2 separate regions of the Homo sapiens genome follow, and region 2 is linked to region 1. The links are chromatin loops, found by intact Hi-C in ENCODE. Cell type or tissue: heart right ventricle. All regions are shown on one strand. Links, peaks and the distances in the headings refer to the core of each region. The heading gives the core; the rest is flanking DNA.

Region 1 (14,909 bases), core at 5,243-7,742:
GAGATGGCTCCAAAGTGGGGCCTCAAAGGGTTGAAAAGGGAGTCCCAAGCAGATGTTGACTCCAGAATTTCCTGCGCAGTCCTGATACCCTCTGCTCCCACCCTCCCTGCTGCCCCTCTTGTCCATATGGTGACCATGGACTCTGGAGAGGAAGACCTGGAGCTTATCTGGAGGCACGAAGGGCACAGTGGGAGGAGCCTGATGCTCCTGTGGTCAGGTTCAGAGGGGAAGGCCATCCCCCAGGTGCCCAGAGTCCCAAACAGCTGCCTTTCTACCACCTTGACTTTTTCCTTCCCTTTCCCCAACTCCCTAAAAATGTGCTTACTGTGAATTTGTTTGAGGAATAGTATTTTTTTTAAATGCAAGGCCCTCTGCAAAGTCTAGGCCTTGTCCTCATGCATACTCTAGAGTTCCTGCACTTCCGACTGAGACCAGGACCCTGTGGGCACATGGGTGTCTGGAAGAGATAGTGGGTAGAGGAGCAGGGACCCCTGGGAGCCCATGGGGGTTGGGAGCATGGTGATTGTCTCTGGCTGGCTAGAGGAGGTGCTCCAGAAAAGGAATGAGGGCAGGTCAAAGACAAGAGCCTTTGTGGAAATTTTGCCCAGAGTTAGCTCTTGACTAAGGTTTCCTTCTCTTTCTCCTTTGCCCCTCCTCCTCTTTCTTTCCCTTCTCCATACTGACCTTGTATCGCTACTCTCCTGATCATAATAGAACTTCATCAAATTGCAGAAAGATGGGGCATCTCTACTGTTGGTTTTCACCAACTGCCTCTCTGTTTCTCTACTGTTTCTTCGTTTGCCAAGTATTGATCAAGACCCTGCAGTATACAAAGTGCTGGGCTCTTTCTATCTTCTTCCTCCATTTAAAAAAAAGGATTATGAAGTACAATCAGGATTCCAGCCCAAGATGAAATCTGACCAAGGGTTAGGCTGGTCCAGCCCAGGTATGGGTGGAACACAGAACTTGGTACGCAGAATGGAGACTAAATTCCAAGAGCCCCCTTTGAGTTAGACAGAATTCCAGGGAGCACCTGCTTCTCTGCAGCTCCAGCCTTTCTAATGAAGCTGCTGTCAACCAACCTCCCCCTTCTCTGTTCTGAAGTTGTTCCCACTCAGCAGCCAGGGAGATTTTTCAGAATACAAATCTGAGAATGTCATTGTCCTGCTTAAAATCCTTCCAGCGCTTTCAAGGGCTTTTAGGGTAAAGGTCAGCATCCTTAATGGAATACCAATTTCAGCACAATCCGTACCCTGAATGCCCTCCCATGTTATCTTGAGTTGGGCATCTTCTCACCTATTACAGCCACAATGGGTTTCAGGACCCTCCACGTCCAAGTTCCCTCCTCCCTCACTACCTTTGTTCCCCTGCCTACCACACTTTCCCAATCCTCACTCTCTTCTTGCTAACTCCTACCATTCATTCACATTTCAATGGAAGAGTTACCTCTTCAGAAAGAGACATCTTACCTGACCTTCAGGCAAAGTGAGTGCAGCTCATGTGCTCTCATCATTGCCCTTAGCATATGCTAAGTAATCATTTAAGTAACCATGGCTTCCTTCCCGTGACTATCACAAGCACCTCAAGAGGAAGGACCCTGTCTGTGTTCACTGCAGATATTGGGCTGACTCAACTAACCCCAGGCCTTCGTGGTGGAAGAGCTTGGAGAATACTATCCCATTTATCCCTTCCAATGGCCTGGCTAAAGCCTGTAGGCCATATTGGAGTAACTGGGATGAAGCCAAGCTGGGTTGGAAAAGACGCTCTAAGCACATTTAGAGCAGTGCTTCATTAGCCTGTACAGTGCCTTTGTGAGGTTAAGAAAAGATGCCCCTTCTTCAGGGAGGATGCAGCCCCACAGCAGAGCACAGGCCTGGTACATTTCAGTTCCCAGCCACCCATTGGTGCAAGCATCTTATTACAGGGTATGCCCTGATTAAGACCCAGGTACAGAAATAAACTCATTTTCAAGCCAATGAAAGGCACTGACCCATGTTCAGAAACTCTGCAGCTTTCTCAAGACCCAGTTGGGCCTCAAGAAGCTGTGTCCCCTTTTCCTCCACAGTGCCTTTGAGCCTCTTTCTGAGTTTTATTTCCTAGTCCGCAGACATCTCAGGGCCTTCCACAAGCCCTGGCCACTTAGTTCCTCGGTTCTTTTTAAATCAGGGATTTAAATCAGGGATTTTAAATCAGGGATTCGCCCTCCCCTACTCTCTCCCCAGTTCTGCTGACACTTGTCATGGGACTTGCTCAGAATCTTGTTTGAGGAGGGGCCTTTGCCATGCAGACAAGACATCCCAGCCCTACATACTTCACTGGGCTCCCAGTTGTGTCTCTGTGTTTAATTATGGGGGGTTCCCCATTCAGCCAGGGAGAAACACGGGTTGTACTTCCAGAGCAGGATCTTGGGGATGATCGGAGATGCAAGGGCTGCATCTAGCTGACCAGAAGGAGGGCCTGTGCTGGGTGGTAAAACACTGCAGCATTTCCAGTTCTCAGCAATGTCTGGATGACCGGTCAGTGAACAGCTGCACTGCAGCTGGGACAGCTCTGGCCCGCCCTGTCCTCCCCACGGCTGACCTCCACATGGCCCCGTAGATCACACTGCCCCCCTAAGCCAGCAGCCTGTCGTCAGCCTCTCATTTCACTCTCTCCCATCCTCCAGCACACAGTGCATTCTGTGGCTCACACCCTGAGAGTGGCTGGGTCCAAGCAAGCCACGGTGGGCTCCTCCCATCTTGGATGGCAGGTGTGATAAGCACTCCAATCCCCATCAAGCCTGAGCCTTTGGTCCCTGGAGGTCTTCCCCGACACATTGCCATAGTGGCCCCATCTGGCCATATGAGGCCATGGACTTACTCACTGTCCATGTCTCTCTCCCTAGGTGTGGGGCTCTCTCCAGGACAGAGGGAAAAGGATCCAGGGACCCAGATCTGTGGATGTGGATTCTGGCTTGAGAGGGTATGCACTTTGCCTCCTTCATCCTACAGCTGACCAATCTTGCTGTGTGTCCTTACATGTGTTTTCTCTCATTCTGTCTTCAAAGAAGCCAAATCAGTGCTCACAGCACAAGCCCTTCATCCTTCCACTTATACCCTGGCTCTGGTTCATCAATTCTTCTCAAGAAAGGAATTGGTGCCAGGAGTTCTAATCTTCTCAGCTCATAGAACAATTTGCTCAGAAAATCCCTCTTTGCTTGGGAGCTAGATTTTGGGGTTGGGTTTTAATGGGAAGGAGAAATCCAAACCAAGAGGCATGCTGGCCATAAAGATCTGGGCATATCTGTAGCTAGCATCATCAACTTACTGCCATTAAAACCATCATCTTCATCACCACCATCATTACCACCATAACTATAGTCTTCACAACCATTACCAACATTGCCACCATTCAATAAGCATCATCACTCTCATCATCACTGCCATCTTTATCACTATCTCCATTATCTCCACCATGATCACCATCACCATCACCATCATTGAGAGTCATCACCACCACCACCACAATCATCCCCACTTATAATCACTACTATTAAGATAACTACATTGCTTCTCAGCCTGTTGGCTAAGATCAAGTGTATTAACATCACCACAATCATTGCCACCATGATCACCATCTTCTATCATTGCCCCCTCACCACTAGTAATATCAACACCATAATCATCATATAGTCACCATCTCCTTCACAAACATCATCACCATTGTTATCACCAATCATCACTAGGATCACCATCACCACCACCTTCACAAGCATCATTATACATTGCCATCACCATCATCATGACTATTATCATCAGTACCATTGCTAGTATCAACACCCATTGCTACCACCCTTCATCAGCATCCGCATTGTCAATTATCCACTCTATTCAGTTGTTTTCTCTGACTAGTGGAGTCTATGAAGTTCAACTCTGTTCTGAAAATCTTCACAAAACACAATCCATGAGTTTAACACACGATTGGTTATTCAGGTTGAATTAGTGTAGCTTTTACTACATAACAAACAACCCCAATGCTTAGCATATTAAAACAACCACCATTTTATTTAGTGCATGATCTTTGGGTCAGCTGGGCAGTTCTGGGCTTCCTCGTGTGTCTGCAGTCAGCTAGCAACTGGATTCACAAAGATAGCCTCACTCACGTCTGACGGGCACCTCAATTTTCTTTCATGTGGTCTCTCATCCTCCAGAAGGCTACCTCAGGCTTCTGGTATCACAGCAGTATCATGTTCTAAGCTCAGCCAAGGGCAAGCCCCAATGCACAAGGGTGCTTTCCAAGCCTCTACTTGTGTCATGTTTGCTAATGTCCCATTGTCTAAAGTAGATAACATGGTCAACCCAGATTCAAAAGGTGGGGAAATAAACTTCATCTCATAATGGGAGGATCTACAAAGTCACATTGTAAGGGCATGGATTGAGGGAAGGGAAGAATTTATGGCCATTTTACAATCTACTACACAGGTGGGCAAAGACAAAACAGACCTGTTCTTTACAACCAGGAGCATACACTGTCTGAGAAGGTTCTGATTTAATGTGCTTTATTATCCAGAGGATGCCCTTGAAGTAGCTTCCAGAACTGGAGTAGCTTTCTATCCAGAGTCACTGGGTCTTTCTATTTTGCCTACTTAGACTTCCATGACACCCTCAACTTCCCACCTTCATGTTTTCTCTCCTAGAGTTCCTTCTTCCCTCACTTTCAACGATCTCTAAGTACCTTCCCTCTCTGAAGGGATCCCTTCTTTCCATCCGCATCCTCTAGGAATCCTCTCTATTTCTGTTGGGCACATCTTATGAACCTCTTCAGATTCTCTTGAACACTCAGACACTTGCTTCTCCTCAGCTGCTTCCACAGTCAACTGACTCCTTTCATACTTGCACGGTTCTGCCATCTGAGGTTGACCAGCTGCCCTGCCAGAACCGCAGACTCCTGCTGCATTTTAGACTTGGAAGAAGGAACAATATATATGGTGTGGGATCTAGCTTCCTAAGCCACTGCTGAAGGGGCCAAGTGATACAATCAGGGAGTTCAGGTGAGTGCCCTATAAGAGTAATTTCAAAAGAGAAAAGATGGAAGAGAACTTTAGATAAAATTCTCCCTCCTTTTCCCTTCTAATTGTTGGTTCCAAGGGCAAATGTTTTCTGAACAGCTTGTCCAGAGATATCCTTCCTGGCTGATGGGATGCATCTACATCTTGGACAGCGGTGTCTCTTTGCAACTTGTCAGAAAGCAACAGCCAGTGCAATAACATATCATCTTGCATTGTTCCCTACCCTTTACTGCCTCACTTCTACCTTGTTTCACTTTTGCTTCCATGGGTTTCCACTTCCAAAATAAAGCATTCACACTTAAGCACTGCTGCAGTCTCTATTTTCTAGGGAAACCAAAGATATCATCTTGAAGGAGTTCACAGCGAGAGATGTCTTGGGAGGAAGTCTAGGACTTCCACCCAAGTCACTTAGCCCTAGGTCACTTAGCCCTAGTGTCTAACTGAGAACAGCACACAACTGAGTAACTGTGCCTTTCGCAAGAGAAGACTCAGAATTGACAAAGATAGTTTGTGTTGTTAATGGGAGTAGGGGTGGTAGGACATCCCTTCCCCATGAAAAAGCTAGTAGCCCATTTCTAGGAGGCCAGGGCTTAGGGATAAGGATCCAGGAACTCATACCCCTATTGTTCTAGCTCCCTGGGAAAAGGATCTCATTTTTTTTCCTTTGTCCTGTCACAGGTGCTCAGATGTAGGTCCAAAGAGTCTTAGCTGTGCTAAATATTAGAACTGCTTTCTCAGCCTTGTGTCTCTGCCATGTGTCTGAGTACATGGACCTGAGACTTCTCAAGTCCAGAGGTTATCTGCTCATCAGACTGGCAGCTCCAGCTGACTAGGACTTTGACTCCTTGATCAGGGGAGGCTAGGTCAAGGAAGGAAAATATGTGAGTCCCCTTAAAATCCAGCCAGGATAGTAGAGGGCAGTCATGAGAACACATGTTCCTCTCTCATCTGATGGTCTCCACTTGCACGAGAGTCCTTCCCCCAGCTGTATCCTAGTCTTCCTCTCCTCACTCCTTCTTCCCAGGGTCATCTCTCATCAAAGAGCTTGCCATTGTCCTCCCCTCAGCCTTCCTTGCCAGAGATTAAGTCATATGCATAGAAATGCAGCCCCTTTTGGCCCTCTGTATGTGTCCATGAAACTGGATGACTGAATTTTCAACATGGTTGGGAGACAGAAAAATGCTAGCAAGTAATCCCACAAAGGAATTTATACAGTGTAAAAATGTTTTCGTTTGGAGAAATTTAAAGCCCCTCCCACTCAAATCACTTTGTATTTGGGTTTCCTGAAATTCCCAGTAAACCAGAAACAGGCCATGTAACACTTCAGTCCTCGTGTTTCAGGACTGAGCCTGAGTACACGTAGTACACATGTCCCTCTCCAGGCCTAGAGAGGAGTGGCAGGTCACTTAGCCCTAGCCTCTAACTGAGAACAGCACCAACTACCAAACCTGTCTCCTGAGTAGCTCTCCTGCCTTTAAAGATATCTGAGTCTAAAACAGAGGCAGGGAAAATATTACTGGCTGCCCATTTCTAGCTGTGGCCCAACCACTCTTTCAGGAAGTCTCCTTGCAGCTGACTCAAACCTTTATGGGTGTAGTTCAAGCTTGTTTCTACCTGACTTTTTACAGTGAATGTTGGAGCCCTGGTGCCATGCTATGTTCATTGGCGCTGGCTTTCAGGGGCACAGCAATATCTACAACACCAGGGCACAGAGTTTAGCCAACTCCTTGGAGATCTGGTTAGCACTGGGTGCTACTTTACATGCAGTGGTCTCAGAGAACTATGCAGGCAGGGCTGGGTTCTTCACTTTACCCTGCTGGGAATGCTCTCACCAGGCATGAGTGACCAGGCCCTCAGTTTCCAGTATTTTCTAAGGCAACTGCTGCTGACATGGGCTGCATCCCTATGGTCATGCAGCATCCCTGGAAGCGGAAACTCTTGTGTTCTTGGATCCATTATGAGATGCAGTCCATCTCCCAATGGTGTTGAATCATAAAATGCAGTATTCAAGACACAGTGAGGTTCTGCAATGCTCCTTCGCTGTTGAAAGCCCCTAGGATCTGATTGGTTTGGGATCAAGGGCAGACACTGGGATTCCTCCATTTGAGCCCTTGTTTCCCTTTTCTTTACTAATGGCTATCTTCAGCATGCAACAAAGACCTACGAACATTTTGTCTTTGCAAGCAAAACAGCAGGGGAAAGGGGATGGATGGAATGGAGCCCCTAATGAGCCTTTATAGTATGTGTGTTATCCTAGAAGGACCTCAAAATGGCCCAGTGATGCAGTCCTAGCCATCCCTATTTAGTCTCAGAGGTGGCCTTGGAAAAAGACCCCTTCTTTCTTTCTGGGAAGGAAGAAGAGGGAGGGAGAGAGGGTAAGGTCTTTGTTATCAGTCAGCCCCGGTTCAGCTCAGCAATGAGTGTTTCTCCAGCCTCCATCCACCTCTTCCCATGCAGGTAGGCTGTTTTATGGCTGTAAGTAGCAGGACATTCCATCTTCAGCTAGACAACATGGTGAGAGAAACTGATGATCTTGTTTTCTAAGAAGGTTCATCAGGGCTCCTGTTGCATGCTTCTGAGATGCTCTTGGCTTGTCCTCATCTGTGTCACGGCTTCATCCTCAGATGCTGCAGGCATTCTACCATCTCATCTAGGCATGGATACGACCAGAGGAAAGCAAAGGACTTGTTTTCCTGTGTCACTGTATCTCTGTCTTGGGTGTGAGAAAATATTTCCTCAAAGCCCCCAACAGACTCTTCTCATATTTCATTCCTAAATTGTTACAGGCAAGAGAATTATCGTGATCAGCTAAATTAGTTCAATCAGCTGAGACTCAGGGACCTCCCAAAGGTGCCTAAGAGGCTGTTCCAAATCCCTCCAGGGGTGTCTTCTCTGAGCTCCACCTGCACCAAACAGTGTTATGGAAAAATAAAGGCTGCCCTCCTGGCACCGTCCTGCCCAAGGGGCTCATAGTCCGAGGGGGTGTAAGACAAAAGTAGCAGAGCTAAGGCAACTGGCAAGGCAAGACCCCACCTCACTCACTCCTCTTCCCAAGCTTCAGCCACTGTGTTCTTTGGAGTCAGACAGGGAAGGCCCTAGGGAGAAAGTGGAGCCTCGGCTGGGCCTACAAGAAGGCATCTAATTGCAGAAAAGAAGCAGAGGCAGACCCAAGGTTGGACACTTGGGGGACAGTGTAGAACTGAGTAGGTTGGGTAGAAAGAGGGGACAATGAGATCAGGAAGGAAAGTGGAGGCAGATCTGAGAGGAAGGAAAGCTTAGTTGCGCTTGGGCAGGTTTCTTCCCTTCCCCAAACCAGAGTCCTCATAAAAGGTCTCCTCTCGGGAGGACATGTGGGGCAAGTGGACAGGAGGAGAAGCTGGGGACCCAAAGGCCAGAACAGGAGAAGAGAGCAGCCCAGAGGCTGGAGATGCCCTGCAGACTGCGCAGAAGCAGAGCTTCTCCTGTCCACCCCTCCTCCAGGGAGCCCCTGGCAGGGAAGGAGGCACCAGCACCCTTGAATTTACCTTCAGGTCCAAATGACAATTACAGTGGAGACAGGAAAACTTGGGAGAGTGTGCCCCCCACTGGTCAATGGGGACAGAACTGACTGCCAATGCAGGGCCCGAGGCCAGACTGGGAAGGCTTTCAGGCCTCCGTTCATCTCCCCCAGGAGCTGCGCAGGCTGGGGGAAGAACAGCAAGCGCCCAGGACATCTGCCTTCTGGGTCCTGGGAGGGACTGTGGGGCCTCTTCTGCTCTGGAATCAGCCTAGGCGCTCCTACTGCTGAGACCCTGGCCTTGCCTCTGCGGTCCGTCAGAGAGCCCAGGACAGACGGCCTCCGTGTCCACATGCCAAGGGCACCTCTCGGGAGTCTCTTTCCTTCCCCTGGCACTAGGATTGGCAAAGTTACAAGGATGCAGGGTTCATAGGGGAGAAGTGGGTCCTTCAGAGGGCAGGAGCCTAGAAGCCCTAAATGATCTTCTGAGGAAGGCATCCCAGTGAGGGGGCTGGGAAGGGCAGACTCCCAAAGATTTCCCAGCCCAGCTGGCTCCAAAAATGAGACTGAAGCTCCAGTCTCTCCCAGCCCAAATGGAGGGAGGGGTCCCTTCCATGCTGTGAGGAGCCTCACAAGGGAGGCTGGAGGTCAGGGTTTTCTGGCCTCTGGATTCCACTCTCCTGGGTGTTCAGGCTTATAAGGAAACCTAGGAGTTGAACGAATTCATTCCTTTCTCATTTACAGGAGAAATCACACCTTTTAAAAAGCTTTCCCCAGACCTTCCTAATACATAATGACGTTCTCCATCACCTCTTTCTTTCTCGCCTGAATCCCTCCCATTGCAGCTTAAACCTCTGGAGAAGAGTGACATGTTAGGCCAAAGGCCACAGAAGAAGAAAATATGACTCCCATCTTTGGGGACCCCCTGTCTGATGGTGCCTGTCCTGAAGAGACTTACTGCTTCTGGGGTAGACTGGTTAGGCCCTCCTCAAAGGAAAGAGTCCTGAAGCAGACAAATATACAAAGTAGAGCAGAAATCATAAACACATTTTATTTCTAAATAATTTTAAGACCACTGGCATTGTAGCAAATTGTAATATATTTCCAGAATCAACTCAAAGAGATTTTTTTTTATAGCAACATATGAAAAATGTCATTTAAATATCCACCAGCAGCTGCACCACATGTTGGGCTCTTAGGAAAACACTTTCATTCCTTTCATCAAAGTCCCTTGATTAATGTTCCACTTTTCTTTGACACTTTTTCCATAGTTTAAGAAAAAATTCAAAGCCTGTACTATTATCTGGAAGAAAATTAAACCGATAAGATTTAATGTCTGCTATATTCTACAGTCATGGCAAAAAAACAAAATATATAGTTTAGGCCCTGGGCCAAATGCAAATGAATATTAAGCAGAGGGTGCATCCCCACTGGAGGCTTTGGGGAGGGGTGGGGCTGGAGGAAGATGGGAGCAGCAAGGGCCTGGATGGGGCACGGGTGGGGAGAGGCCGGTGTGCAGGCTTACAGACCAGCCTGGAGGGAGGCAGGAGTAGGACTGGGCAGAGGTGACTTCCCAGCTGCAGTGTCCCGGAGCAGAGTTGGGAGGTGGGGAGACATGGCCCTGGGGGGACACCAGCAATGCCCGAATGCCACCTGCAGCAGGGCCAGCGACATGGCTGGGATTTTGTGAATGGGACTCAGAGGGAGGCAGCTGATGGGGGCAGAGGAGAGAGAAGGAGAGAACGGGAAGGAGGGAGGAGAATGCAGCAAGCTAGAAACTGCGCCAGTGGGAAGGCTGGGCAGATGGAGTGAGGGGAAATCGCAGCATGTCTGGCACGACAGCTGATGCCATAATTTAAAGGTCAACTCAGTGGAAAAGGAAGAGAAAAGGGGGGAGGGGGTGGTGTTGGAATGACTTTGCCTCCACAGTATGGCTCTTAACCCCTCCCATTCCGGTGCAGCTCGACTTGGCCTTTTCAGCCACTGGACGGTGCTTGTCCTCTCGACTTGATATCCTCTAAGTTCTGGGGACCCCCTCTCCCCTGCAGTATGGGCTCTGCAGGTCAGCAGACCTGGCTCTGCATCCTGCCTCCTCTTGTTACATCAGAGTAGAAGCAGCTTAACCACCCTAAGCCTCAGTTTCTTCATTCACAAAATGGGGATGGTAACACCTCACCTCCCTGGGGTTTACTGTACAAGTTCAATTGCATAACAGGGCAGAGGCTGGACGAACTCACTTAAAAATTCAAATCTTTCTGGGCTTCCCTAAAAGAAGTAGCTTTAATTTACCTTTGAGAAAAAAAAAAAAGTCCCTTTGTTCTAGGAAAACCACCATTTGGACAAATGAAACCTGGCAGCCATATTTTGTCCCAAGGCATCCTTTGAAGGCAGCTGGTCACCCTTGGACTAAAAGCTGTGAGGTGACATTGCCTCACTTCCTGCCTTCCCATTGTCTGTCCCCAGTCCTCAGTCCCCAGTTCTTTTAATACACAGGTATATCTTTTAGCAGTCTCTCTCTCTCTCTCCCACTCTCGGCTGGCTGGGCTGCTTCTTGGGGAGGAATGTTACTTTTCTCCATATGGATTTGGACTGCCTTGTGCCTATAAATTATGGCAAGTTCTTGGGGAGCTGTGAAGGTTTTTGTTGGAATAGTTATTTGCTAGAGGGCTGAAGAGGAAACCCCAAGGGGTGCAGGAAGGACTTGGAGGCATAGGTTTCAACTCCAGCTGGGGGAGGCCGTGTAAAGTAGCTGGACAGGCCCAGAGACTTCCCACTGTGGTGCTACTTAAGAATGAAAAGCCCAAACTGAATGGAGCTATTACATGCAGGGGCCATGAGACAAGCCCACATGGCCAGTTGTCCCTGGTGGGAGAGAACATAGGACTTGAGCAGGGGTCTTGAGGCCATTCCTATGTTCCCAGGGCTGAGGATGTGGGCCAGGCTTCAGACTCTTGGCTACAGTGCACTGGTCTCATGGACCCAAGGGCTGGCCTGTCCCCACTGGCCCCTCACTTCCCTTCCATTATCTCCAACAGTTTAGTGATTCTCATTTAAAGTCACAGCCTAGAGCCCCATCCAGTTCTACCCACCAAGACATGGCTTTGAAAGGCTTTGGCTGGAAAGGCGGTGAAGGTAGCCATGGTGGTGCGGCTGGTGGCAGGAAAGATGGAGGACCCTCCTTCACAGCCCTCATCACCACTGGGGCCACCTATTGGCAATCATGTTCCAATCCAAGACACAAGGGGAGCTGCACCCCTTCTCCTGGTCTCCCAGCCATGATAAGGGTCCTTCTCCCATGGACTAACAGTGACCAGGACACATCAGCCCCGGGCAGGTTAGATGACAGCAGGGCCCCAGCCTGACAGCAGGCATTGATGACATCGCCTGGCTCCCCGCCCTTCCCGCTGTCTGTCTCCAGTCCATGGTCCCTTTTTCTCCCCTGGTCCTTGGTGAAGGAGAAGGGGCATTTCAGCAGTCTCAGGGACAGCCTGAACTCTACTGTCTGGTCCTGTATGTGCCAGGACTTGGCAGGGTGGCGTGAGAATGTTCAGGAAGAGGTGCTCAAAGAAGGTCACTGCAGGGAGAGGACAGTGGGCCTTGGCCAAGACCTTTGACCTTCTGCCTGGTGGGCGGCACAAGGAAACTCTAACCCAGGGGCCTTTGCTGGCCAAAGGGCCTTTACAAGGGAGCCCCTGGCAAGGAAAGATGAGCCCTTTGTCCACTTGAGGGCTGCAAGGGAACCCTCCAGGAGAGCCGCACAGCTTCATAGTGACCACCAGGGGGACCCTGGGAGAGCTGCCTCTGGAAGAGAGCCTGCAGTGACCCCTGGCCTGACCTGTGGCCCTAGAGCAGGTGACAGAACCTATGATCAAGTAGCAGGCAGTGAGCTCCCTATCACAGCAGGTATGCGATGGAGGCTGGAAGGGTTGTCTTCCAACAGGGGAATTTCTTCATCATGTAAAAAGTTGTCATGGGTCCTCCCAGCTCCAAGATCCTGTTGACACAGCCCAAGCAAATCAGCACTGTGTCCCCATTAGCTGACCGCACACGTCGCACTCCACCACCAGCCATCCAGGGGACAGTGAAGGCTAAAACCAACCGAGACTTTTAGGGACAAATACAAGTTTCATTCATAGTCTCAATCTAGCCAAATGTATAATAGCTGTTGGCAAGTCCTTGTAGATAATTAAAGAAACAGCTCACATTTTCCTAAAATAACTGAAGAATTATAGAAATACAATCATTAATTCCTGGGCAAAGGAGTCCAGGGGTTATGATATGTCAATACATCATAAACCAAAGAGTGGCCTCTCTGAAGACAGGGACAGCATCTCCCCGCTGGGACAGAGGCTTCCCCAGCAGAGTCTCTGTTCCCTGCCCCATGCCACTCACCATCTTAGGCCAGGAAACTCTCCCGGGGCACTTGAGAGAGCTGATGTGCCCACCTCTCAGGAGCCCGGTTGCTGACTGGGGTTTTGAGATGGGTTATGGGGTAGAAACACTGCATCCCTGCAGCAGCACAGGCTAAAGGCAGTCGATGGCAGCCCCAGGGTCCCAACAGCATCTGGTCCCCCCTCAGCAAGCTCTACCCATGGCAGGACTCTATGGCCACAATAGAACTCTATCCCACCCTGAGTGCTGGCACCTGGCGCTACTGCTAGCATTTCTCTGCTCAGCATTTTCAAGGGCCAGATGCTCCTGTTACACAGGCACCCTCTCCCCAGGGAGTACTGGCCTCCAGCCTCCACCTACTTTCCAGAGCAAGCGAGCCTCCCTGACCACATGGAGTCCCCAAAGCCAACTGCAGCCGCTTCTCCATGGCACTCCCTGCTTGATTTCTTCCAGCCGCTGGTCCCACTCTCTTGCCTGAGTTCTCTTCTATGCCAGGCCTGCCCTGGGCACTGGGGACACAGAAGCCAGCTACCCTCTATGGGCCCCATACTCAGGTTGCTCACAGTCTTGTGAGTCCTCTTAGGGCTTTGATTTTCAGAGGCCCATCCCAGATCACAGACCCTAGCATAGACCAAAGGCTGAGGCCCAGGGCAGGATGTTGAGGCAGGAAAGTGACAAACAGTCAGAATCAAGCCGGCCTGGGATAGGCTGTCAGATTGTTCGGGGGTGCTGGCCAGGGAGCTGGTAGGCAGGGAAAGAGGAAAGAGCATGCACCAGCTGCCAGGTTGGGGTCTGGGGTCTTAGTCTCTTGGAATCTGCTTGGGTTCAGAGAGAAGGGATATTGAATCAAACTCACAGTGGACTAAGTAGGCTTCACATCTGGGTTCTAGCCTAGACTCCAGCACACATTCACTCCAGCCTTAGTTTTCTCCTCCAAAAATTGTCAAGCTCACCCCTGCCGTACCCACTTACAGGGACATAGTAAGGATCACAAAAGATTTAAAGGCCACTATGAATGTGAAAGATTTTATTCACAGACCTGCAGGACGGGGAGCTCACTACCTCTCAGGTGAATGCTGACTCTATTGATAGCTTCACTTAGCTTTCCAGAAGAGCTCTGGAAAAGAACGGGGTTTGTGCAGCCTTAGCTGGAGACCATGACTTCATGCTAACCAAGACCATGACGGGGTGGACAGACCCTGGAAAGCCAGAAGGTGATGCTGTCTGCTTTGGGAGCCTACCTGCAGCCTCTCCATGGCCTTGGCCTGCTCTGCCCTTGCCCAGTGGCACGTGTGCCAAGGTCTGGGTCCCTATCACTCACTCTGAAGGGGACTCATCCAAGAAGCTGAACAGATTCTGCTTGGTGAGCAGTGGCTGAGCCCTGAGCTGCCCCAGGCAAGCTAGGGGATTTCTGCCCTATCCCAGGAGGCAAATTCCTGATGCTGGCCCTCGAGGACGAGCCCCCTGGGAGTAAGGGCGTTTAGGGTAGTCCAGGGGACTGGGGTGAGAAGCAGGCGGCAAAGGCAGGCAGCTGGTTCAGACCTGTGGCAGGAAGTCACAACCAAGATTCATCCTGGAAAAATGCAACTAATGCTGCGCAGCTGGGGCCGCTAATCAGAAACACAGGCCCAGAGGTGGCAGCAGGGACAGGCCCAGAGGGCAGGGCCGGCACCGAGGTGATAATGGGCAGCCAGCTCTCAGGCCCTCTCCGCTGCAGGCTGTGCTGCTGTTTGGAGAAGGAGGTTGTCACATTGCAATCTGGAAGGGCAGTTTCTCTCCTGAGCCCTGCCTGCCTGGAGGGGGATTTGTGCGCTGTTCGTCAATAATGCTAACATCAGTTTAAACAATAGCTAAAGCAAGGGACTACAGGGTGTAGTGACCTTTACCTGTGGAGTCCCCTTCTCAGGTAACTGTGCTTCCAAAACCCTTGGGGCCTGTCTCCCTTCCCCCAGCACAGCCTGCCAGCAGGAGATT
Region 2 (14,909 bases), core at 7,415-9,914, 120 kb before region 1:
GTGAGAAGTCTGAGTCCCATCAGCTGCCATAACTAGCCCCTCAGATCTCCTGAGGACCACGGCGGGTGGGGAGAGAGGCAGAGGCAGGGCGACTCCCCCTGGGGGGCCTATTGGCACATGGCCCCATGGAAGTGGGGGCACTGAAGAGAATCCTGGGGCCTGGCAGGCTTGGGGAACCAAGCACGGTGGCCTGGGGGAGGGGCGGAACCAGTGGGAGACAAGCTTTCAGACTTTCAGGGAACGTAAATTTTACCCCCGGCTACTTTCTCTGGGATTTATTTCTCGGTGAACTTGAGACTTTGCCTAATTACGTTTGGGTCTCTTTCAAAGCACATAAATTGCATCCAGTTCTTCTGCCTCCTTCTTAGGAATAAATTGTCCCTGTGTGAGGGGGGATCTGGGGGAGAGAGTGAGACTTTATTAATTCGACACAGAACTCTGTTCCCCTGCCCTTCCCTCTGCCCCCCGTTGAATAATAAAATAATGAAGATTTGACTTGGACCAGGATGTATGGATAAATATATTGGTGACATGAATGGAAATGGATTTATTACATAAACAGGAGACTTCATCAATTTAAACCTGGCCTCCTTTCAATGAGCATAAATTACATTTTCTTTTCCTACCAGTTGCTTTTTTTTTTTTTTTTTTTTTTTAAGAAACTGGATTTATCGGAATTGAGATTCCACTAATTTATTTCACGGAGCGTGTGCTTCCTCTTTTTGCCCACCTCATTAGAGACAGGTTTCCTTCCAGCTCTCTTCTTTCCCACTCAGGGCAATGTGGTCCCCTGGGAGGTCAGAGGTGAGGCTGGGTGGAGTGTGGGCTGTCTCAGTTGGGCCCTGAGAGACCCTCGAGCCTCTACTCCATCTAGAGCAATCCAGTCCTTAGGCAGGGAGGCCACATCAAGATGTCCAGCCCCAGAAGCAGAAGAAGGCCCCCATGAGGCTGAGAGATGGCCCAATGCAGGACCTGGCCTCAGCGGGTCCTAGGACAGGGCAGCAGGCAAGTGGCAGGGGAATTCAGCAAACACGATTGCAGCAAGCGCTTCAGGTGTTTGGCTAGGAGTTCCAAGTGAGGTGGCCATGGGAAGGCTGAAGGGAGTGCCCAAAGGTCCCATCAAAGACCAGTGGCAGGCCAGGCGCGGTGGCTCACACCTGTAATCCCAGCACTTTGGGAGGCCAAGGGTGGCGGATCATAAGAGGTCAGGAGTTTAAGGCCAGCCTGGCCAACGTGGTGAAACCCTGTCTCCACTAAAAATACAAAAATTAGCCAGCTGTGGTGGTGCACACTTGTAATCCCAGCTGCTCAGGAGGCTGAGGCAGGAGAGTCCCTTGAACCCAGGAGGCGGAGTTTGCAGTGAGCCACAATGTGCCATTGCACTCCTCCAGCCTGGGTGACAAGAGTGAAACTCTGTCTCAAAAAACAAAAACAAAAACAAAAAGACCAGTGGCAGGACATAAGTGGCCAAGGATTGATGTAGGAGTGCAGGGCCCTGTTTAGGTAGGTCCTCTTCCTCCCACTCCTTCCTTTCTCCTCCTGCCTTCTCTTAGCACAATGGAGATTTGGATCAACACCAGCTACAACGTTTGGTTGGTACAGGGAGGAAGGCTTGCAACTGCCCTGGGGAGGAAGACGTGGCCAGTGGGCTCGGGCTGTGCTTTTTTTCCGTAACTACCAGCATGGCGATGTTCCTTCCAGCCTGAAAAGTCCATGTAGGGAGCCTCAGATCTGCCTCTCCCCAGGTATCACTCCTCAAGCTTGGACAGTGCTGAAAGTCTTGAATATTCTCATTCATTTAAAGTGGTGAGAAACTCAATGTGTCAACGCTCCCAGGGATGCAGGCATGAGGAAGAAGGGTAGCTGGCATTTTATTTAGAGAACCTGAAGAGGACCATGTGTAACTCGAAGGAGTGACTAATGTAGGGAAATTGGGGCACCACAAGAATGAACTGATGAGAGATTTCTGTGCACTAGGCCTGCCTGACTCCACCGAGTCTCCCATGCTGAAAGGGGAGGGGCACTGCCTCAGCAACACTGGCCCTGCGGGAGTAAGCCCATGTGGGGAGGAGGCTCATCCTCCCGAGGTTCATCACCCGAACCCTCATCCCCATCTCCCATCCCACCCATTTCACCAGCCCCAGGCCTGGCAGGGGGGCAGTGGTGGCTCTGCAAGCTGTCACTCACCAGGCCTGCATCGGGCACAGGTGTTTCTAATAAGGGCTCCTCAGGCCGGCTGCATCCAGGAGGATGTTTACAAGAAGGTCTGATGAGAAATTGTCTCCAAATGCTTGTCTTGTAAGCAAGATGTTAAGAAGGGGGGCCAGCGGGCGCGCCTTAGGCTGTAAGCAAACAGGACTCCAGAATTGGGCCTGGCCAGTGCTCTCCCTACCCGGCTCCCTTCTTGGCCAGGAGTGGCAGGCTGGGGCCTGGGCAGGTCTGGGCCCACTGCCAAGGGTGCTAAGTACCATGGGGGTTGGGTTTCAATAAACAAAAGCAATAATGTCGGAAGAACCTCCACAATAAACAAAGACTGGGGCATCCCAATATTGCTATCAAACCCCTGAGGCCTTGTCTCTGACCCTGTGGTCTTCCTTTAGCCCCTCCTCCACAGGGAGAGGGGCAGGAAATCACAGGTTTTATTATCAGCATAATGAATAATCAACACGTTATTAAAGAGCATCTTCCTGGAGAAGCCCAGAGAAGGAAGAGGGGTATCCTGTTTTCAAGCCTTCACACGGAGAACTCTCCAGTATGATTACATCCTCTAAAAGGAAGGTAGGGGGATGCAAAACAGGGGGGCTGCAAGCTTTTTCTGTAAGGGTCAGATAGTCAATATTTTCGGCTTTGAGCCCCGCATAGTTTTTTTGAAACTACTGTTCTCTGCCACTGCAGTGCAAAGGCAGCCTTGGATAATAGGTCACTGAGTGGGCAGGGTGGGTTTTGATTGGCAGGCAGTAGTGTGCTGACCTCTGATGCACAGGATCAAACAAGTCCCAGAGAGGAGAAGTGACCAGCCAAGATCATAAAACCTGTGGGCAACTGAGCAGGACAACTGCCCAGGCTCTGGACCCCTCTGCCCTGCAGGCTGCACAGACAAGCACGACCAGCTCAGTATAGCCTACCAAGGTGGGTCCTAGGGACCTGAACTAGGAACAAGGGAATTGCACCGCGTGGAAGAGGCCAGTGTTTTGGAGAGGAACTTGGTAGTCGAGAGAGGTACAGACAAAAGGAGGAGCATTGTTGGGCTGTCCCAGTGCTGCTAGACAACAGCTTCCGGTGCCTTCCCTGAGTTGCGGAGATGAACACGAAGGAGGGTTTCAGGAGCCAGGAGTGGTGCTGCTGACCACTGAGGCTGCAGATGTCCCCCTTTGAACATGATCCCTGTGGTGGTGGTGGGGGCTTGTGTGGGGTCACGGGGTCCCTGGGGTGAAGCTGTGCTAGAGAAGAAGGGTGCAGTTCAACTTGGGTAGTCTCTGTGAGAATGGAATCAAAGGTTCCTTGAGGTGTGGGTGAGATTGAAGGGCACTGAATAAGGTTGGGCTGGGCATGTTTTGTGGTGGGTTGGTGTGTGTACAGGACTTGAAGGCCCAGTGTAGCTGGGGGTTCAATGTGGCTAGGGGATCGGTGAACCGTGGGCAAGCTTAGGGCTGCCATCAGAGTGCCCTCTCTTTAAGTGGAGGGGCAGTGAGGTTTGGCACGGGGTGTTCTGCTTGTAGCCAGGTTGAGCATTAGTGTGACATTTGGCTTCAGGGTTGACATGTCTTTGTTAGGTAGACTTGGGCTGGAGGTTAGGGCATGGATGGGGTTTGAAGATCAGTGTAAGCTTGAGACACTGAGGGTTGGTCTGAGGTGAAGTTTGGTGAATCAGCTTTGGTAAGGCTTGGTAAGTCTTCGTATGAGGTGAAGTTCTAGAGTTAAGGGTGTGGCCTTGTTTTAAGGTCTTGGGTTGGCTGGGATTGAGGTCATTGTTTGGTTAAGGTTCATGGAGTCAGTGAGTGTTTAGCTTGGGGTGTCTGTGCCAGGGGCTCTAATTAGGGGGGTTAGGATCCATGGGAGGCTGGAGATGGGAGTGACAGGCCATGATTGAGATTGGGGTCGGCCTGTGGTTGGGCAGCTGGCAAACAGCTGGGGCTTGGTGGATCAGTGTCTTCTAGAATTGAGAGGGTTTGCGTGTGTGTTGTCTGGGACAGGGAGCCGGTGTGTATTAGGGGTTGGGGCATCGCCATGTGTGACTGAGTTCAGAGAGAAACACGTGGCTAAATGTTCCAATGTGGTTGTGTCTTGGGCCAGTGTGTGGTTAGGGATGAAACTGAGGCATCAGTGTGTAGTTGGAATTGGGGGATCAGCATGATTTGGGGTCACTTGTGATTGAGGATTCGAGGTGCAGCTGTGCTTGCAGTGTGAGGGTGTTTGCTTATTGTGTTCATAGGTTTGAGGGTCAGGGTACAGCCAGATTTGGGGTAGGCAGTGTGTGTTTGGGGATTAGGTAGTGAGTGTTTGAGGTTCAGTTGGAGGGGTTAGGGTATGGATGAAGTTGGGGAAAGGGTGCATGAGGAGTCTCTCAAGGATGACTCCTAGAGGAAGGAAGTCTCATAAACAGACACTTGGAGGCTGAGTCAGAATGAGCCAACAACCTGGGCCAGGGTTCCACATGCAGAGGGGTTGGAGGTCACTGTCGCTGTGACACAAGGGTGAGAATGGGCTGTAGGAATTGGTGGAAAGGGAGTTTATGGAGTCAGTACTTGGTTTCGAGTGGGAAGTCCTGGGAACGGACCTTCTTAAATGGGGCTTCTTAGGGAATGCAGAAACCAGGGGACCCAATGATCGAACTTACTTGAATATTTGGGCAAAAACAGTGCAGCAAATGCTACTGCCCACACACCCTTGGTCCTCACCATCCTTAATATGCTGACAGCTTTGTGCCGCAGCACCTGTGACTCTGTCTGAGGGTGTTGGCTGGGGGAGCAGGCTCAGTCCGCACTGAGCAAGCCGGAACGGCCTGATGCCAATGCCCAGCGATAGGCCAACACGAAGACAGGCAGGAATTGGTAGATAAATACCCCGGCTGCAGGGCCTTAGCCTGCCTGAGTGCCTTGCCTGCAATCGTCTCTTGCTCATTTATCTACCTGGGGTGGGCTTCCTTCCTTCCCCAGCTCACAGCGCCACTGCCTTGTGTTGTTTCCTGGGATCACAGCCCCAAGTACAAGGACTTGCTCTCACACCCTTGTCTCAGGCTTCCTCCCGGGAACCTAACCTCAGAAAGACACTTCAGTGGTAAAGCTAACAAAGACAGACTGTGGAGCATGAATTCCACATGACTCCTGGAGATAAAGCAAAAGCCCTGACAGAGAGCACGAGCCTCTGAAGTGGGGGCTCCCTGCCTTAGCTCACTAGTAGGGGCTTCCATTTGGGAACCCCAGCTGAGCTAGAGGGCAGGGGAGGTGCGGGGTACCTCCTGGAGGTCAGCCTCCTGGGTACAGACAGGGTGGAGGAGGGTGGGGCATAAGTCTAAAGGGGCAAAACAGCAGGTACTGAGCACTGCTGTGCACTCGGGGTTGGGAAATCGGCATGTGGCCAGGGGTGTAGTAAGTGGGTCGCTGGCATTCAGGTTCCTCAGCTTGTTTCTTCTATTGTAGTATCAGCATGGAATTGAGCTGGCTTAGCTTTGAGGTTGTTCTTGTCCTAATGACTTTGTGGGGATCAATGTGCCGTTGCTATGGGCGGCCAGAGTAGCCCAGTTGTGGTCACTGCATGGTGGGTGACCCTATTAAATCATGCTTGGGGTTGGGGATTATCCCATGGAACTGATGTTAGGCGTCGACAGTGGTCATGGATTTCCCTGGTGGGAGGGCATGTAATTGGTTTGGGAGTACAGTGAGTCACTGGTTAGGGGTCAATATTTGAAACAGTTAGAATGGGGATCGAGATTTATCCAAGGGAGCTGACAATCTGTATAGTACCTTTGCATGGATTTTTTAAAAGGCCCCTCTCTGGACAGAAGCAGCCCTGTCCCTGTGGGATAGGCATGGTACATCAGGTGCAGGTTAGATTTCAGCCTCCACTTGTCCTCTCATCTGGGTGCCTTTGGGCAGTGACCAACCTGCACTACTGTACACGTCAGCCCTGGGAGCGGTTGGGGTCTCTAGCAGGGTGTCCTCACTAACCCAGCCTCAGCGGTGCCCACGTCCTCCAGCCCTCTCCACAGTTGTTGCCTCCAGCTGTCCTGTTCTTTCACAAGGAGCCTGGGTGGGTTTCTGCAGCATGAGCCTCTGCACTCTGTAAGGCTTGGGAGCTGGCTTCCTGGAGTGAGGGTCAGGGTCAGGGTTCGAGTCCTGGCCACGTCGTATATGTGTCAGAATGAGCAATGCCTTTTTAGGTCACATATACTTTGGACTTCAACACTGCTTTATGTAGGCCGTAAAATTAATAGGTGGGAACTAGATTTATGGGCCCCGCTGGGCTGTTCTTTGCTTGTTAGGTTAAACACACTGATTTCCTGGTACAAAAGTGCTTGTTAAAATAATCTCCCCCAGCATGTTCAGAGGGGACATATCTGTCTTTTGAGGGGGTTGGGAGAAGATCGCGGCGCCCCATCCCCACCACCCCTGCTGGCCCACCTGTCATGGCCTCCCCCAGCCCCAGCTGGGTGTATGATGGAATGAATGATCATGTTTCTGGGTGTGAGTGGGGGGCCTAGGGAAGGAACGCACCTCTGTGCAGATAGCACCAGAGCCAGATGCACCCTCGTGTCAACCCCCATCCACCCTGAAGAGCCACTGGCCTTAGTTCCTGCCATATCTCGAGAAGGAGGGCTAGAATCAGAGGGAGGTGTGTGTGCGGGAGGCACAGTGTGGCTGGAGGGGAGCCAGAGGATGTCCTAGCTGTCGCTTCTGAAGACTTGGAAGTCAGAAATGGAGGCGGAGAGGAGGCACAGGCCCTGCTGCCTGAATGCCTCAGCTTCTTCCAGCTCTGCACGCCCTCAGGTGACCCTGTGCTTGCAGATACACGGGGCTCCTCCTCATCTCCCACAGTGCCTGAGGCAGGCATCCTCCCTGAATGACTCACCCCTCCCGGGGGGCAGAGACTGTCTTGCCACCTCCTGCCCTGGTGGGGTACCCTTTCTTCCCCTGGGGGTATGTCTGGTGGAGTCACAAGAGGGCTGGATTTTGCAGAGCTTGTCAGGAACTTCTGACAAGAACCAGGTTGCTCACAGACGTTCTGGGCAGAGCAGGGGCCGGAGCATGTTGGGTCCAGTTGAGGGGAAGACAGTGCTCTGAGCAACTGCAGAGACACCCCTACAGTGCAGGAAGAAAAGCCCAGGCTGGACCAACTCAAGAAGCGTGGTTGGCACTTAGTGGGCCCATGAGATGCTGGTTGAATGACCGTGTGCTGATGGAGTGCTTGGTGCCATCTGCTTGCTTGTTTAAATCCAGCTCGTTTTGAAACCCTCTGAAGGTGATGTTTCCCAGTCCTTGAGCCCATGGCAGTGCCTGGTTCCATGGAATTCCAGGGTGCTCACTGAGCTCCTTTCCTCCCTGCTCGTGTTTTTTCAGGCATCATGGCCTGTTAATCTCCATGGCTTGTCAGTGTTTCCCTCCTAGGCTGCACTCCTCACCCTCCTCTGTCAGCCAAACTGCTCAGTCTTGGAAACTCACTTCAAGACTGCTCCTCTAGGCTCCCATTGCCTTTTGTATTTGATATTTGCTGTCATTTTGGTAAAACACATGATCTACTCCATGCCTAATTCTCTACATGTGTTCTCACATTTCATCCTCATGAGGTCAATATTATACCCAATTATAGATGGATGAAAAAACTGAGGCCCTCTGACATCAATGAACATACCCAAGGCCACCCAGCCAGCAAGTGGAGGAGCCAGGCTTTGAGTCCGGGTCTGAGGACTCTGGTCATTGCTCAGCCCCACCACCTGCTGCCCTGCATGTACCTATTGTCAATCATTATGAGGCTTAGAATCATTGATTTGTAAAACCCAAATCAGCTGGCTGGGCCCCAGGAGCAAGGATATTGTCTAGATCTCTTTTGAGTCCCTAGCCCAGTGCAATGCTAAATGCATGGTAGAAATGCAGTATCTGCCTATCAGTTGAGTTATGATGTTACAACTACAGAGACTTAGGCCTGGGTTTAGACTGCCTGGTAAGAATCTTGGTTCCAGTATTTCCTGCCTCTGAGGCCTTGAGCAACGTACTAAACCCTTCTCTTACTAAACCCTTACTAAACCCTTCTCATGTGGAAAATGAGGCTAATAATAGTACCTATCTCAAAGAGTTGTCGTGCAGCTTCAATGAAATGCTCTGTATAATATGTTTACGACAATGCCTGGAATACACGCTAAGAGCTCAGCATCTCTACTTTCTATCACTATCCTAACCGACTTGACGCTCTTCTTGTTCTGAAATACTGCCACCTGCTGGTAGGTTCCAGGTGCAACCACCACATGCCATTAGTGCCCAGAGCAGCTGCGCCTCAACTGGCTCCCACCTGATCCCTCCATTTGGACCATCCTCCTCCCCTCCACCATAAGCCTTGCTGCTCCTCTCCTTCCAGACCCTGCACACAGCACCTCCTTCTGGGAGCTTCCTTGAGTATCAACCCTGCACAACAGTGAGCACAGAGCCATGTCTAGCTTTCTTTCCCCCTCTGTGCTCCCATCCCCTGACTATTTATTTGGTTGCATGACTTTTAGAGCCAGGATGATGTAGATTTGGACTCTGGTGCCAACACTTAGTAGCTGTGTGATATGGGAAAAATTACTGAACCTCTCTGAGCTCCACGGTTGAAGGACCCCCAGTAAACAGTTCTGTTATTATTCATCCATCTACCCTCTTGTTTCAGTCAGCCTCTGGTGTCCCCCTCAGCTTCCCACAGAGCACTGCTTGCCTTCTGGTTCCCAACTGCATACACCCTCTTAGCAAGTTCTGAAGATTTGTCCCTCCAGTAACCACGGGGCAAAGGGAACAACGCAAGGAAGGGGTTGCCCCGAAGTCAAAGCCCATTGTAATGGTCACATGGAAGGACCTAGGTCCTCACTCTTTTAGTTCCATTCTTGGTTCCCATGTGTTTCATCTTAGGCCTTGCTTGGAGGGGACCCAAACTTCCTGTCTCTCCTGACCACACCCCATGCTCTCCCAACACAGCAAGTTGGAGGAGCTTGGCTTACTCCAACTCCTTCTGGAGGGGGATCTCATGGGGACTGATCTGTAAGCATGGGGGCTGGACCACAAAGTTCTCCAAGGTCTTTTCTAGCTCTGGCATGCTTTGTATCTGAGTCAACCATATTTTGGCTTAATGACTTCCAAATGTCTGCCTGGGAGAACTTGCCTTTGCACCAGTAGCTGACACCACCCCACACAGACCCATGAAAATTTGCCAAGCCCCAAAGATGGGAACTAGGTGTCCTGCTCTTGAGGGAAGACTGACTTCTCTTTCAAATCCAATCCAAGAAGGTCCGAGGCTGAGAAATAACTTAGGTTCTGACTCTGGGTGGGAGACAGTCCTGGGCAACAAGGCAACTGCTCATCTCTCCCATCACTTATCTCTAAGATGAGCACAGCATCCTACTGTGATGGAGGCCTCTGCAGGCCCCTGAAATGCACCACCCATGCCTGTGATCTCACCATGAGCCTCCCTCTTTTGGGTTCAGCATTTGCTTTACAAGTTCATTTTAAACATAGCTTTGGCCCAGGAAGGGTGGCATGTTTTGTGCCTGTCCCTCAGGGATGTGTGAGTTTTCCAGACCCTCGCAGGCAGCCTGGGAGTTCTCAAAGAGGCAGAAGGCGGTGAGGGAGGGCTCCAAGGGGGCCGAGGCTGGGGAGCAGACACTCAGACAGCCTTCACTGTGGTGCAGAGCCTGCCCACAGGCCTGGTGGATTAGAAGGGGTATTTGGTGAGTCCACAACCAGCCCGCGGCGGCAGGGAGCTTTGCTCAGACTTTGTAGACCATCCAATGGCCTCTTTCAAAACAGGATTTTGATGAGTTAAGTGTAAATGAATCAGAAACACATGGGTTGGATTTCCCTCCAAATGCAATGGGGTTTGAATACAGCCCAGGGAGAGAAAAGGGGGTCTGGGAAGGAAAGACGTGGCTTAATCAAACAGGTCTTTTCTTATTTCTATTAACTGTTGCCACCACTGCCTCATGACTCCATGTCCTTTATCATCTGGCCACCCCATCCTCAGGAGTGGGAGACCTGGGTCTTTGCTGCCTGTGCCCAGCTGAGGACCCAGGGCCAGCCCTAGTGGCATCAGACTCAGGGGGAGCTAGACTTTCCTAGACTCTCTCCGGCTGCCATCCAGCATGCCTGGCAGAGGCACTGGAAGGCTTTTCTCTGGAGACAGTGCTTCTGCTCATCCTAGACTCCTGAGGTGGGGGGACTGGAGAGAAGAGGGTAGAGCTGGGGGGGTGCAAGTCCTCCTTAGGGTGACATACTTGTTTTACAGGGACTAAGCTCTGGTCTTGGAATGTAATGTCTCTTGAGTATGCAACTTTTGAGACAAGACTGTGTCTTCAGCTATTTAAACCACATATATGATTTCTTCATTATAAACATCATACTCTTTGTCTTTTGTACAAATCTAAAAGCATAGAGAAGCAAAATAAAAGAAAAGCTACCTATAACTCCCACTCAGAGGTAACTTGTTAACATTTTGGTACAATTGCTTCTAGGCCTATGTTGTGTGTGTGTGTGTGTGTGTGTGTGTAAGTACAGATTTAAAGCCATGCAGAATAGAAAACAGTAAAGTGTAATGGTTAGAGTTTTGAGTCTAGTAGACTACGTGAGTTCAAATCTCAGCCCCACCACTTACTTGCTGGCATGTTTCATCAACTTCCTAAACCTCCGGTCCCTCATCTGAAATTGACAAAACAATAACAGCAATAATGATATAGTAGTTGCCAGGATGAAACGGTGTAACACATAGAAAGTATCTAGAGGGCTGCCTATTGTGCAGTGGCCAGTCCATAGTTGTGAGCTATTAGTGTTTCTATTTTTCCTATTCTGACATAAACATCTCCCTGGGTCATTAACATTTTCTATAACATAATTGGATGCCTGCCTTCTTGTCTGCCGAACTTTTATTTTAAATGTCTATTATAAATAACATGGGTAATAAACATCCCTCTGAATGTTAAGATGGGAAAGCTTGAATCTGAGTTTTTCCCACACAAATTTGTTTTTGTGTGAGTTTATTTGCATGGAAGGAATTAACATGGAGAATATTTATGCTTGTGAACTTGGGGAGAACTAGATGATTTCTATTCCTATAGCTTTGCCTTTTCCAGAATGTCAAATGTATTAGCCCATTCTCACATTGCTGTAAAGAACTACCTGAGACTGGGGAATTTATAAATAAAAGAGGTTTAATTGACTCATGGTTCTGCAGTCTGTACAGGAAACGTGGCTGGGGAGGCCTCAGGACACTTATATTAATGGCAGAAGGCAAAGGGGAAGCAAGCACATCCTATGTGGCTGGAGAAGGAGGAAGAGAGAGCAGGGGGAGGTACCACACTTTTTTTTTTTTTTTTTTTTGACGGTGTCTTGCTCTTGCTGCTCAGGCTAGAGTGCTATGGCGCAATCTCTGCTCACTGCAACCTCTGCCTCCCAGGTTCAAGCAATTCTCCTGCCTCAGCCTTCCAAGTAGCTGGAATTAAAGGCACTCACCACCACGCCCAGCTAATTTTTTGTATTTTTAGTAGAGATGGGGTTTCGCCATGTTGGCCAGGTGGGTCTCGAACTCCTGACCTCAGGTGATCCACCCACCTCAGCCTCCCAAAGGGCTGGGATTACAGGCGTGAGCCACCATGCCTGGCCTAGGTATCACACTTTTAAACAACCAGATCTCGTGAGAACTCACACACTAGCACGAGAACAGCAAGGGGGAGGTCTGCCCTCATGATCCAATCACCTCCTACCAGGTCCCTTCTCCAACACTGGGGATTAGAATTTGACATGAGATTTGGGTGGGGACACAAATGCGAACCATATCATCAAATAAGTGGAATCAGATAGCATGTAGCTTTTCATGTGTGGCTTCTCTCGCTTTGTATATAATGCTTTTGAGATTCATTCATGTTGTTGCATGTATCAATACAATCATCCCTTGGCATCCCTAGAAGATTGCTTCAGGATCCCCCATGGGTATCAAAATCCATGGATGCTCAAGTCCCTGATATAAAATGAGGTAGTATTTGCATTTAAGCTATGCACATTCTCCCATATACTCTAAATCATCTCTAAATTACTTATACCAAATACAATGTAAATGCTATGTAATATATTGTATCATTTAGGGAATAATGATAAGAAAAAAGTCTGTAAATGTTCAGTACAGATGCAACCATCTATTTTTCTTTCCAAATATTTTCAGTCCATAGTTGATTGAATCCACAGATGCAGAACCATGATTAAGAAGGGACAACTATATTGCATTCCTTTTTATTGCTGTGTAGTATTCCATTGTATAGATATAATTTGTATATCCATTCACTAGTTGATAAACTTTTGGGTTACTTCCAGTTTGGGACTATTATGAATAAAACTCATGAAAATTTACATACCACTCATTTGGGTGAACATATGTTTTTATTTTTCTTGGGTAAATTCCTAGGAGTAGAATTACTGAGTCATGTGTATATAGTAAGAGTATGTTTAACTTTATAAGAAACTGCCAAACTGTTTTCATAAGAGGCTGTACTATTTTGCATTTCCACTGGCAATGTTTGAAAGTTCCAATTACTCACATCCCTCAGTAGCATTTGGTATTGTCAACTTTTTTAACATTAGCCATTTTAGGGGTGTAGTGGTATCACATTGTGGTTTTAATTTATATTTTTCCTAATGATTAATGGTGTTGAGCATCCTTTCATGTGCTTATTTGCTATCCATGTATCCTCTTTGGTTAAGTGTTTAAATCATTTGTACATTTTTAAATTGGGCTAATTGTCTTCCTATTAAGTTCTAAGAGTTACTTTTATATTTTGCATGCAAATTCTTTATTACATCTGTGTTTTAAAATATTTTCTCCCAAATGTGTTGTGTCTTTTTGTTTTTTAAAATTGTGTTTTTTGAAAAGCAGAAGTTTTTATTTCAAGGAAGCCCAATTTATCAATTTTTTTTCTTGAATGAATTATGATTTTTAGGTCATAGCTTTGCCAAACCCCAAGTCAAAAAGATTTCTTCCAAAGTATTTTTCTACAGGTTTTATAGTTTTAGAATTTACCTTAATGTATATGGTACATTTGTAGTTAATTTTTGTATAGAGTAAGGTATAGACTGAAATTTTTTTTTCCTGTGATGTCCAATTACTTTAGCACCATTTGTTGAAAAGAGTATGCTTTTTCTAGTGAATTGTTTTTTATCCTTTGTCAAAAATCAATAAGCCATATATGTGAGGGTCCATTTCTAGATTCTAGTGTGTCCTATTGATCTTAGTACCTATCATTTTACCAGTACCACAGTCTTAAAATCAGGTAGTCTGAGTCTTTCAGCTTTGTTTTTCAAAATTATTTTGACTATTCTAGTTCTCTTGCTTTTCCATATAAATGTTAGGGTTAGCATGTCAATTTCTACCAAAAAACCCACTGAATTTTTATTGGGATTTCATTGAAACTATAGATCAATATGGGGAAAGTTTGGGGTTTTTGGCAGTTTGACTATATGTAATATGTCAGATTTTATTTCTTTTTTGTATTTTTTTTCTCTGAGCTTCTTGGATCTATAGTTTGTTTTCCTTCAGTAATTCTGGAAACGTTGTCACCCACTACCTCTTCATATATTTCTTCTTCCAAGTTCTTTGTCTCTTGTTCTGGGACTCCAATTTCACGTTGTCCTACAGCTTTTGGATCTGACTTAAAACCTTTTTTTCCTTTGTGCTTGAGTTTAGAAAATGTCTATGGACCTATCTTCAAGTTCAATGGTTCTTTTCTCTTCTGCGTTGTCTGCTGATAGGCTTGTCAAACAAATTCTTCTCTGTCTCTGATGTCATATTTTCTCCATTTGACATTTTTATAGTCTCAAACTCTATGGTGAAATTTTTCATCTGTTTAAGTATTTTGCTCACCTTTTTCACTAGATCCCTGAATATATTAATCACCATTATTTTAAGGTGCCTATTTTATCATTGCAACATCTGAGTCATCTGTGGGTCTATTTCTGTTGATCACCCTATCTCTTGATAATTTTTAAATTGCTTCTTTGTGTCTTATAATTTCTTTTTGAATATTAGACATGGTGTATAGAAAAATAGCAGAGATGGAGATAAATAGTACTTACACCTTGGGGTTGGTGCAGTGGCATGTGCCTGTAATCCCAGCCACTCAGGAGGCTGAGGCAGGAGGATAGCTTGAGCCCAGGAGTTCAAGATCAGCCTGGGAAATACAGAAAGGCCCCATTTCTAATTTAAAAAAGGAAAAGGAAAAAATAGTACTCACACCCTGAGATAGGGATGCCTCTTTTTTTTTTTTTTTTTTTTTTTTTTTTAATGTGAGGCCATTAGTGTGTGGCAGGGGGAAGGGGAGGTAAGGAAAGTGTTAAGTTAATCTAGTCAATAGTTGAACTAAGTTTCAGTTTTGTTATTGCTACAGTTATCTTTACCATATCAGAGCTTGCAAAGTCTTCCAGCAGTGGGCTGCTGCCACCTCTTTCTTCTGTGTTCTGCCAAAGGAAACCAGTTTGCATGTTCCATCTCTCCTCAAATGGGCTTTTCACTCTTTGAAATCCAGTTCATCTTATAGCCTTGTGACAACAGCGCTCTAATGGGCTCAGGAAAAGTCAGTTTTGTAGATTTTCTGGCTTCTTACAAACATTGTTTATGGAGGGGAAGTAACATTTCCTTGTGATTTTCTGCATCCTAAGAGAAAGCAGATTTTGTCTTGCCTTTTCATACCTATC

Evidence for each region. A loop is a pair of places that touch in the nucleus more often than their neighbours do. Peaks named below come from ENCODE experiments on the same cell type or tissue, not always from the same donor. Only the 100,000 strongest peaks of a DNase experiment are listed, where the experiment ranks them.
Region 2: a loop joins it to region 1, with 3 times the contacts of the local background. A loop is called at or near these places in 20 of 110 quality-filtered maps.

What each region holds. Positions count from the first base shown.
Region 1 is chr2:71,795,932-71,810,840 of GRCh38, reverse strand. No RefSeq gene overlaps it. Among named protein-coding and RNA genes, the nearest start is that of DYSF, 340 kb to the right of the region's middle. In heart right ventricle, for the core only: a CTCF peak has its summit at 6,450; no DNase peak of the experiment used is centred there.
Region 2 is chr2:71,917,654-71,932,562 of GRCh38, reverse strand. No RefSeq gene overlaps it. Among named protein-coding and RNA genes, the nearest start is that of CYP26B1, 220 kb to the left of the region's middle. RefSeq lists enhancers at 1-626, 2,193-2,693. In heart right ventricle, for the core only: CTCF peaks have their summits at 8,246 and 8,445 (motif pointing left); a DNase peak (open chromatin) is centred at 8,454.